Linked DNA regions of Homo sapiens: region 2 is linked to region 1. The links are chromatin loops, found by intact Hi-C in ENCODE. Cell type or tissue: heart left ventricle. All regions are shown on one strand.

The links. A loop is a pair of places that touch in the nucleus more often than their neighbours do. Peaks named below come from ENCODE experiments on the same cell type or tissue, not always from the same donor. Only the 100,000 strongest peaks of a DNase experiment are listed, where the experiment ranks them.
Region 2: it touches region 1 in a loop (6-fold over the local background); 1 of 110 quality-filtered maps calls a loop at or near these places.

The regions. Positions count from the first base shown.
Region 1 is chrX:105,605,420-105,609,419 of GRCh38, forward strand. All of the region lies in intron 6 of IL1RAPL2 (interleukin 1 receptor accessory protein like 2), which reads left to right. Among named protein-coding and RNA genes, the nearest start is that of NRK, 220 kb to the right of the region's middle. In heart left ventricle, no CTCF peak of the experiment used is centred here; no DNase peak of the experiment used is centred here; H3K27ac peaks cover 157 bases.
Region 2 is chrX:105,480,525-105,484,524 of GRCh38, forward strand. IL1RAPL2 (interleukin 1 receptor accessory protein like 2) reads left to right here. Exons shown (of 11, transcript NM_017416.2): 6 at 3,789-3,863. Among named protein-coding and RNA genes, the nearest start is that of TEX13A, 260 kb to the left of the region's middle. In heart left ventricle, no CTCF peak of the experiment used is centred here; no DNase peak of the experiment used is centred here; H3K27ac peaks cover 818 bases.

The sequences.
Region 1 (4,000 bases):
CTTCAAAACACTGATGAATGAAATCGAAGAATACACAAAAAATGAAAAGTCATCTTATATTCATGGAATTAGAAGAATCAATACTGTTAAAATAATGTACTACCCAAAATAATCTATAGATTCAATACAATCCCTATCAAAATACCAATGAAGTTCTTCACAGAAATATTTTTTAAAATTGTAACATTTGTTTGGAACCAGAAAAGACCCCAAATAGCCAAAGCAATCTTGAACAAAAAGAACAAAGTTGGAGGCAGTGCACTACCTGAATTCAAATTATGCCACAAAGCTATAGTAACCAAAACAGCATGGTGCCAGCATAAAAACAGACACATAGACAAATAGAACAGAATGGAGAACTTAGAAGCAAATCCATGTATTTACAGCCAAATGATTTTCAATAGAGGTGCCAAGGAACATACATTGGGGAAAGACAGTCTCTTCAATAAATGGTGATGGAAAAACTGTATATTCATATGCAGAAAGATGAAACTCAACCTCTATCTTTCACCAAATACAAAAATAATCTCAAAATAGATTAAAGACAAACATCAAACTTCAAACCATAAAACGACTAGAAAAATGCATAGAGGAAATACCTCAGGACATTGGTCTGAGAACAAAAGCAAAATTAGGTAAATGAGATTATACCAAATTAAAAAGCTGCACAGCAAATGAAACAATTAATAGAATGAAGAGACAACTTGCAAAATGGGGAGAAATATTTGCACACCATTAACCTGACAAGTAATTAATATGCAGAATATACAAAGAACTCAAAACTTAGCACAGAAACCAATAATTCCATTAAAAATGGGCTAATGATCTGAATAGACATTTCTCAAAAGAAGACACACAAATGGCCAGCCAGTATATGAAAAAGCGCTCAACATCACTGATCATCAAGGGAATGCGAAGCAAAACCACAATAAGATATCATCTCACTCTAGTTGGAATGGCTATTATCAAAAAGAGTAAAAGAATAAATGCTTGTGAGGATGTGGAGAAAAAGGAACACTATACACTGAGGGTGGGAATCTAATTAGTAAAGCCATTATGGAGAACAGTATGGAGGTTCCTCAGAAAAATTAAAAATAGAACCACTATATAATTCATCAATTCCCCTACAGGATATATATCCAAAGGAAAGGAAATCAATGTATCAAAGAGATATTTACACCCCCATGTTTATTGCAGCACAATTCACAATAACCAAGATATTGCATCAACGTTAAGTGTCCAACAACATATGAATAGATAATATCACATATATACAGAAAAGAATCTATTCTGCCATAAAAAGAATTATATCTTGTCATTTGCGGCTACATGGATGTAACTGGAGATAAATATGTCAAGTGAAATAAGCCAGGCACAGAAATATAAATACAGTATGTTCTCACTCATATGTGGAAGTTAAAATAATTGATTTCCTACAAGTAGAGAGTAGAATAGTAGTTACTAGAGGCTTGGAAGGGTATAAGGGAGAGCTGAATAGGGAAAGGTTGGTTAAAGCATACAAACCTACAACTATATAGGAGAAATAAAGTTCTAATGTTTCATATTTTTGAAATAGCTGTGTATTTACTCCATATTTTGAAATAGCTAGAAAAGAGGAGTTTGAATGTTTCTAGCACAAAAAATGATAAAAGTTTGAGGTGATGGATATGCTAATTATCCTGATTTGATCATTGCACATTGTGTGTACCAAAATATCACTCTGTACTCCATAAATGTACAATTATTTGTCAATTTAAAAAAGTGATCAATATTTTTATTGAAGTATTTTTTCACTTGTTTTAAAAAAAGCTTTGTCCCCTACTAAAAAGCCATACAGATAGTTTAATCAGTTCTATTTTTATGCAATAATATTTTATGATTCATTTTTAAGAATCAGTTTGGCTTTTTTTAATGGTACGTGGTATGGATTGTTTTTGCTTTTTTTCATTTATTTCATAACAAATGGTCAATTGTATCAGCATTCTTTAATTGAAATTTCTGCTTTCCAATACATTAAATTCTAATGTATATATGTGTCTGTTTTGGAACTCTGTTATGTTTCATTGATATATTTGTCTATTTCTATGCCAGCACCATGTTCTTTTAATTATGATAACTTTATAGTATGTTAGTTTTGCTTATGAGCGTCAGATAGTTTTTCACAAAGAAAGTGACTCTTGACCAGGTATTAAAAGATGCATGGACATTCAGCAGACAAAAAAAAAAAAAAAAAAAAAAAAAAAAGGAAATAAGGCATTCCAGTTAGAAGAAACATGGGCCAATACACAGAGGTATGAAATCAATTGTATGGCATATTTAAGGACTCTCAGCTGTGTTGTATCACTAGAGGACAGTTCTTATAGTAGTCCAGGGTGGGTTTTGAGGGCAGAGAAGAAGATTGGGGCATATTATATAAGGGTCTTTCATTGCTTTGTTTAAAAGATTCTGGAATTATTCTTGAAGCAGAGGAGAGTTACTGAAGGCTTTTGAGTAGGGGAATAATATAATCAGCTGTCTTTGGCAGAAGTGTGAAGATGGTATAAAGAGCTTATGGAACTGCTGTAGGTATTCAGAGAAAGAAGAGAGCTCTGCAATCTGGATTAGTCAGAAGAAGCTTTATAAGGGAACTGCTAAACTGTGAAGGAATGATAGGATGGGTTAATTTAAGGGAATACTCTGATTCATGGGTTCAGGAGGAGAAACCTCTTATATGTTTATTTAATTTATATTTGTATTATTTTTTATCTTATATTTTTTAAGAATCAGGTGAGTTAAAATAAATCCGATATTCATTAGGTGCAGATATCTTCCCATGTAATTTAATTCAAGCCAAGGTAGTCTTTGTTACAAAATGGTGCAATGTGGCTCTTTTAAGTAATCAAGCTTTAAAATGTCAAATAAAGATTTTTCATTCACCAAAAGAAAGCAATTCTGAGAGAATTTTTAAAACCATTAAGGACAGACATACCTTTAGTTTAAAAGGCAGCTTGGAAACTCATAGTGAAGGAAAGAGTAAGTGGGCAAGCAAAGCAGAACTTCAAGTTAAAACCTAGGCAGAAATTAAATATTTTATCCAACAAAAAAGCAGAGAGTATATGTTTGTGACTTCACTGTTACTCACTTTTAGTAAAGAGCAAGAAAGTGTCAATGGAACATTTTAAACCATGAAATGTAATTGTTTTAAAACTGTGATTAATCTGGGATAGATAAAACCAGAGTTCTTTTTAAAATGATTGGACAGCCTGTTGAGAGAAATAGGATACATAAAGCACAAATTAGAAAACCTTCACAGATATCTGTTGTTTCCCACTTGTTCTATGTGGAATTGCATGGCTAACCTAATTATTTACTAACTTTAAGTAATTTATTATACTTAAAATAACTTTAAAGATAAATATTAGTGAGCATATAGTGTGGACTGTACCAGTTTTTTCTTGGTTTGTCTATGTCTAAGAAAATCCAAACTGCCATGCCTGCTATTCTAGCTTGATGATTCACCACAAATTACACGGTGGCAACTTCCGGAAATAAAGGCAGAGTTCAGTAGGGACAAACTCAACTCCTCTCTAGGATCTGTTCTTAAACTTCATCCCCTGAAACATGGGAGAATTTCACACCCCTTGTGCCATAATCTCTTTGTGAGTAAACTGCTATTTTGAGCCACTGCTTAAAATGGGTTGGTTCTTTATGCTCAAAATATTTTAAAGATTTTAGAAAGAAAAAAAAATATGGGAAAGAAGCCTGATGGTGAACTCTCTTTTAAATCAGTTAATTGTAGGGAGCAAATAGCTTATGCAGAAATTACAAGTTTTTAAGCAAGGAGATAAATATTGGTAATATTATTCATTAAAAGAGGTATTTGGGGATGAAGAAAACATTCTGGAAATGGATAGTGATGATAGTCATACAACATTGTGAATGTACTTAATGGGCGCTGAATTGTACACTTAAAATGGTTACAATGGTAAATTTTGTGTTATCTATATTTTACAATTAAAAA
Region 2 (4,000 bases), 120 kb before region 1:
AAAATGTATCCTTTGCTCCCATTCTTTCAATCAAAGCATGAAGCTTAAGCAGCAAATTCAAAGATTAGCTCAGACCCCAATTAGTCCCCCTTGAGGTCCAGGATAAAATTCCTAATAAAATTGTAAATCTCTGCCCTGTTGTTTAGGGGACTTGGTATTGACAGTTCTTTCTTTCCTTTCACAATTAGTAACTGAGTTTCAGATGAGATTTAAAAATAAAAATGAACAAGAAATGAGCTTGCCTCCCTGTGGCAGCATGCACTCTAGCTAATCTGCAAATGCTATAATTATGCAAGGTGCTGATAGATTTGTCTCTGGGCTGGTGGTCAGGATCCAATTGAACTGCTGCAGTTGCTGCTTTATCATCACAAATGTTCTGCACTTCTTAGCAATTCTCAGGCCTAAACATGATATTGGAATTTAAAGAGGCACCATAGCCTTATATCCCATTGAGATGTGCTGGGTTAAGTGCCAGTTCATCTCTTTCCATTCACAGGTTTAGGGGGAAAAGGTGTATATGTGTGGGGTGTCCTACAGGGATCATGTTTCAACTGGCTGTTTGCCACAAAGCCATTCCCATTGGACTAGGAACCCTAGTGTAATTATCGTAGAGTCAAAGAGGCTAAAACCACTGACTCAGTACTGAGCTCTTTACCTGTCTACTGCCTACAACTTATATCCTGTTTTCCTATTCATCTTGCAAGTGGGGGCTTTTGGTCCCAAGGGGACACCAAATAAGACAATATAAGCTTCATTTAACTTCATATCTAAATTGGCCACATTTGTAACTGTCTTCTTTACCTTACAAGGTCATCATGAAGATAATATGAGCTAATGTATCTGAAAGCACTTTGAAACTTATGAACCACCTATAAATGTAAGATGCTTAAAATTATCATTAATATTAGTGAATGTCACTTCAGCAATTGATATTTAACAATAATAAAATTAGGGTAAATACATCCATAGTCCATGGCGGAAGATAAGGGAAGGGGAAAACAATGACCCCAAACTCATCCTGCTGAAAGCAGAGCAAGATTGTCATTTCCATACATGAAATACATTCCTTACAATTGCTTCCCACCTATCACATTCCAGTTAATTTATTTGGAAGAAGGAAATATTTTAAAATAAGATTGCCCAAGAATAGTTTCCAGCAAACTAAATGTCTATAATTTGGATGTGTAAGGTAAATTGACAATAATTCTATAAAGAAATCAAAATGGGTTTTTTATTAATAAAATGAAAAATGGCTGGATTTAATTTTATTTATGTTTTGAATACATAGCATATGGGGATGGTTCAAAATATAAAGGCATATAGTGAAGATTAAATCTTCCTTCTGCCTGCCCATGACACCCTTTCCTTACCCACCACAGTTACTCAGCCATCCACTCCCTCTCTTCAGAGGACACCACTGTTACCAGTTGCACATGTATCCATCTAGAAATATTTCATACATATACAAACATTTATATATGCATATGTATGTTTTATACTCAAAATAGCATGCTGCGCATACTATTTGGGACCTTGTTTTTTTCATTAAACAGTATGTCTTGGAAATATTTTCATATCTAATCTACAGATTTACCTAATTATTTTAAACAGCAGTATCATAATATGTCATTATATGAAATCACCACAATTGTAACAAGGCTCCTACTATTAGAAATTGAGGTTGTTTCCAATATTTTACTATTACAAATAATAGCAAACTACAACAAAATTGAACATCTGATATAACTGGATTTTAAATTCAAACATATTCATTTTTTTTAAAGTAGATCCCTCATGTTTCCAATAATATTTAAAAATCAGATTATTAAGAGTAACTGTAGTATTTATGAAATGAAGACTAGACATTATATTAGTAGGTCTAAATTATGCCAAAGTCAATTAAAACAAAAATGTTGTTCAATTCCATAAGGACAATACATATTGTATGTCATCTTGAATGATGTGTTGGAAAAATGAAGGCAATTAATTCACTGAAATTTTTCCACTTCAGGCAGCTCAGGTATTAGGAAGAGAAAGCTAATGTGCCATAAAGCTCTTTCCTAAGTATATTTCTGGTGCATTTGTTTATTATCAACAACTATTTTGGGAATCTCTCCAAATTTGTATAGTTCCCTAACCTTACCTGTCCTGTAATCAACTTTTATTTCTCTCTTTCGCTTCTAAATATTCTTCAAATAGTATGAGATCTTCTCTCATGTTGGCAGGGAATTCCTAAGCTAGTCAATTAATGGTGGCTTAATCATTATAGCACAATCCTATGCTATTCCTCCTGTGAATTATAAAGAAGTATAAAACATTTCTTTTTAGTAGGTAAGAGTTCAGTTGGATACTTGAAGCAAGACATAAATACAGAATCAGTTAAAGGGAATTCAGGATATAAACAATAGTTTGATATAAGTAAGGGTTGTTTTATGACAACAATACACATGACATTATGTATCTGCATACTGAGTCCTCTCATTTCTTTCTTCCAGGTGCCTCTCAGATTTGTCCTCTCATTAAAAAAAAAAAAAAATTCCCCAAACTCCAACCTGGTGTGACTGCTCACCACCACCCATCCCCACACACTGCAGCATTGTTTCCTCAACCTCTTAGTTTTTGTTCTTCTCTCAGCCCATTCCACATATCAAGCCAATCATCATTAGACATCACTTCCTTTGAGTCATTTTTTGTTTCAAGATCTACAATGACACTCCAGCCTAGAACATCATGTCCAAATTCCTCTGCCTGTTACTCAGAGTCCTCCAGAATTCAGCCCCATCCAATCTATCTAGTTTCATTTTTAATTCATGGTGCTCACAAAACCCCTTCTCATCAGGCTCATTTTCCTCAAAGCATATTATGCTTGTGAAGTTCTACTTTTGTGCCTTGGTTTATGTTGTTAATCTTTCCTGATAATCTTTTGAAAATCTTTTTGAGAATCTTCTGAGAATCTTTTCTTCTTTACTCTCTGCCTTTCCAAATCTTCTCCACTCTCTGCCTTTCCAAATTTTCTCCATCCCTTAAGTTTCGTATGGAGATCCATTCTCTTCATAAAACTTTCCCCAAACCTTCCAGCGAATATTAACCTCTCCTTTCTCCATTTCTTTACCACCTATATATAGCCTTATAGCTCAAATGCTACATTCTATGTTCCATTCTCTATTATGGTGTGCTAGTCCTGTGTTCATAGTCCTGTGTTATAAATTGAGGGCAAAGATAAAGACTTTACTTTCTTTCCCTTTAGTAGCTAGCACAAGACTTGGAGTACAAAAGATGCTTAATTGGTATTTTTGATCAATTATCCCAATGAAGATATCATTGCTTTATTATATTGTTTTGGAGGTTGCAGTGGAGAGTGGGGGATAATTCAGAGGTTTAGAAGATTCATGTCACTAAAAATGTCCGTTAGGGTAATATTTCATTGAGAATACCACTACAAAGCATATATGAGGATTTACTATTTCTCAATTATACTTTTAAAATATATATTTCTTTATACTTACAAATTTATAAAAACCACCCAAAATAGTCCATTTGTTTCATCTTGTTGGAAAATGTAGTTGTCAAAATGGCCTATTTACAGTGAATCAATGGTGCTCTAAATGTGCTGGGAAATGGATATTGTATGGATAGAGTAACAACCCAAGTAGGAAGTAGGAACACTGTCTAATAAATGTTTACACACCATCAAGTCTACAAACATTAAATATCATACATGATAGAATCTTTCTCATCCTGTAATTTATCTCAATTTTTCCATTACTTTCTTTCATTTTCTCTTCTAGCTTTACTCACAGACAAGCCTCCCAAGCCATTGTTCCCCATGGAGAATCAGCCAAGTGTTATAGATGTCCAGCTGGGTAAGTCCCCTCCTTGGAATAACACTTCCTAAACTTGCCCTCTGTTAACAGATGGGGAAAATTGCATGAACCAGGAAAGGTTTATTGCCACTGTTATTACATGCAAATCAATTTGTGTTCTGCTCATTTATAACCCT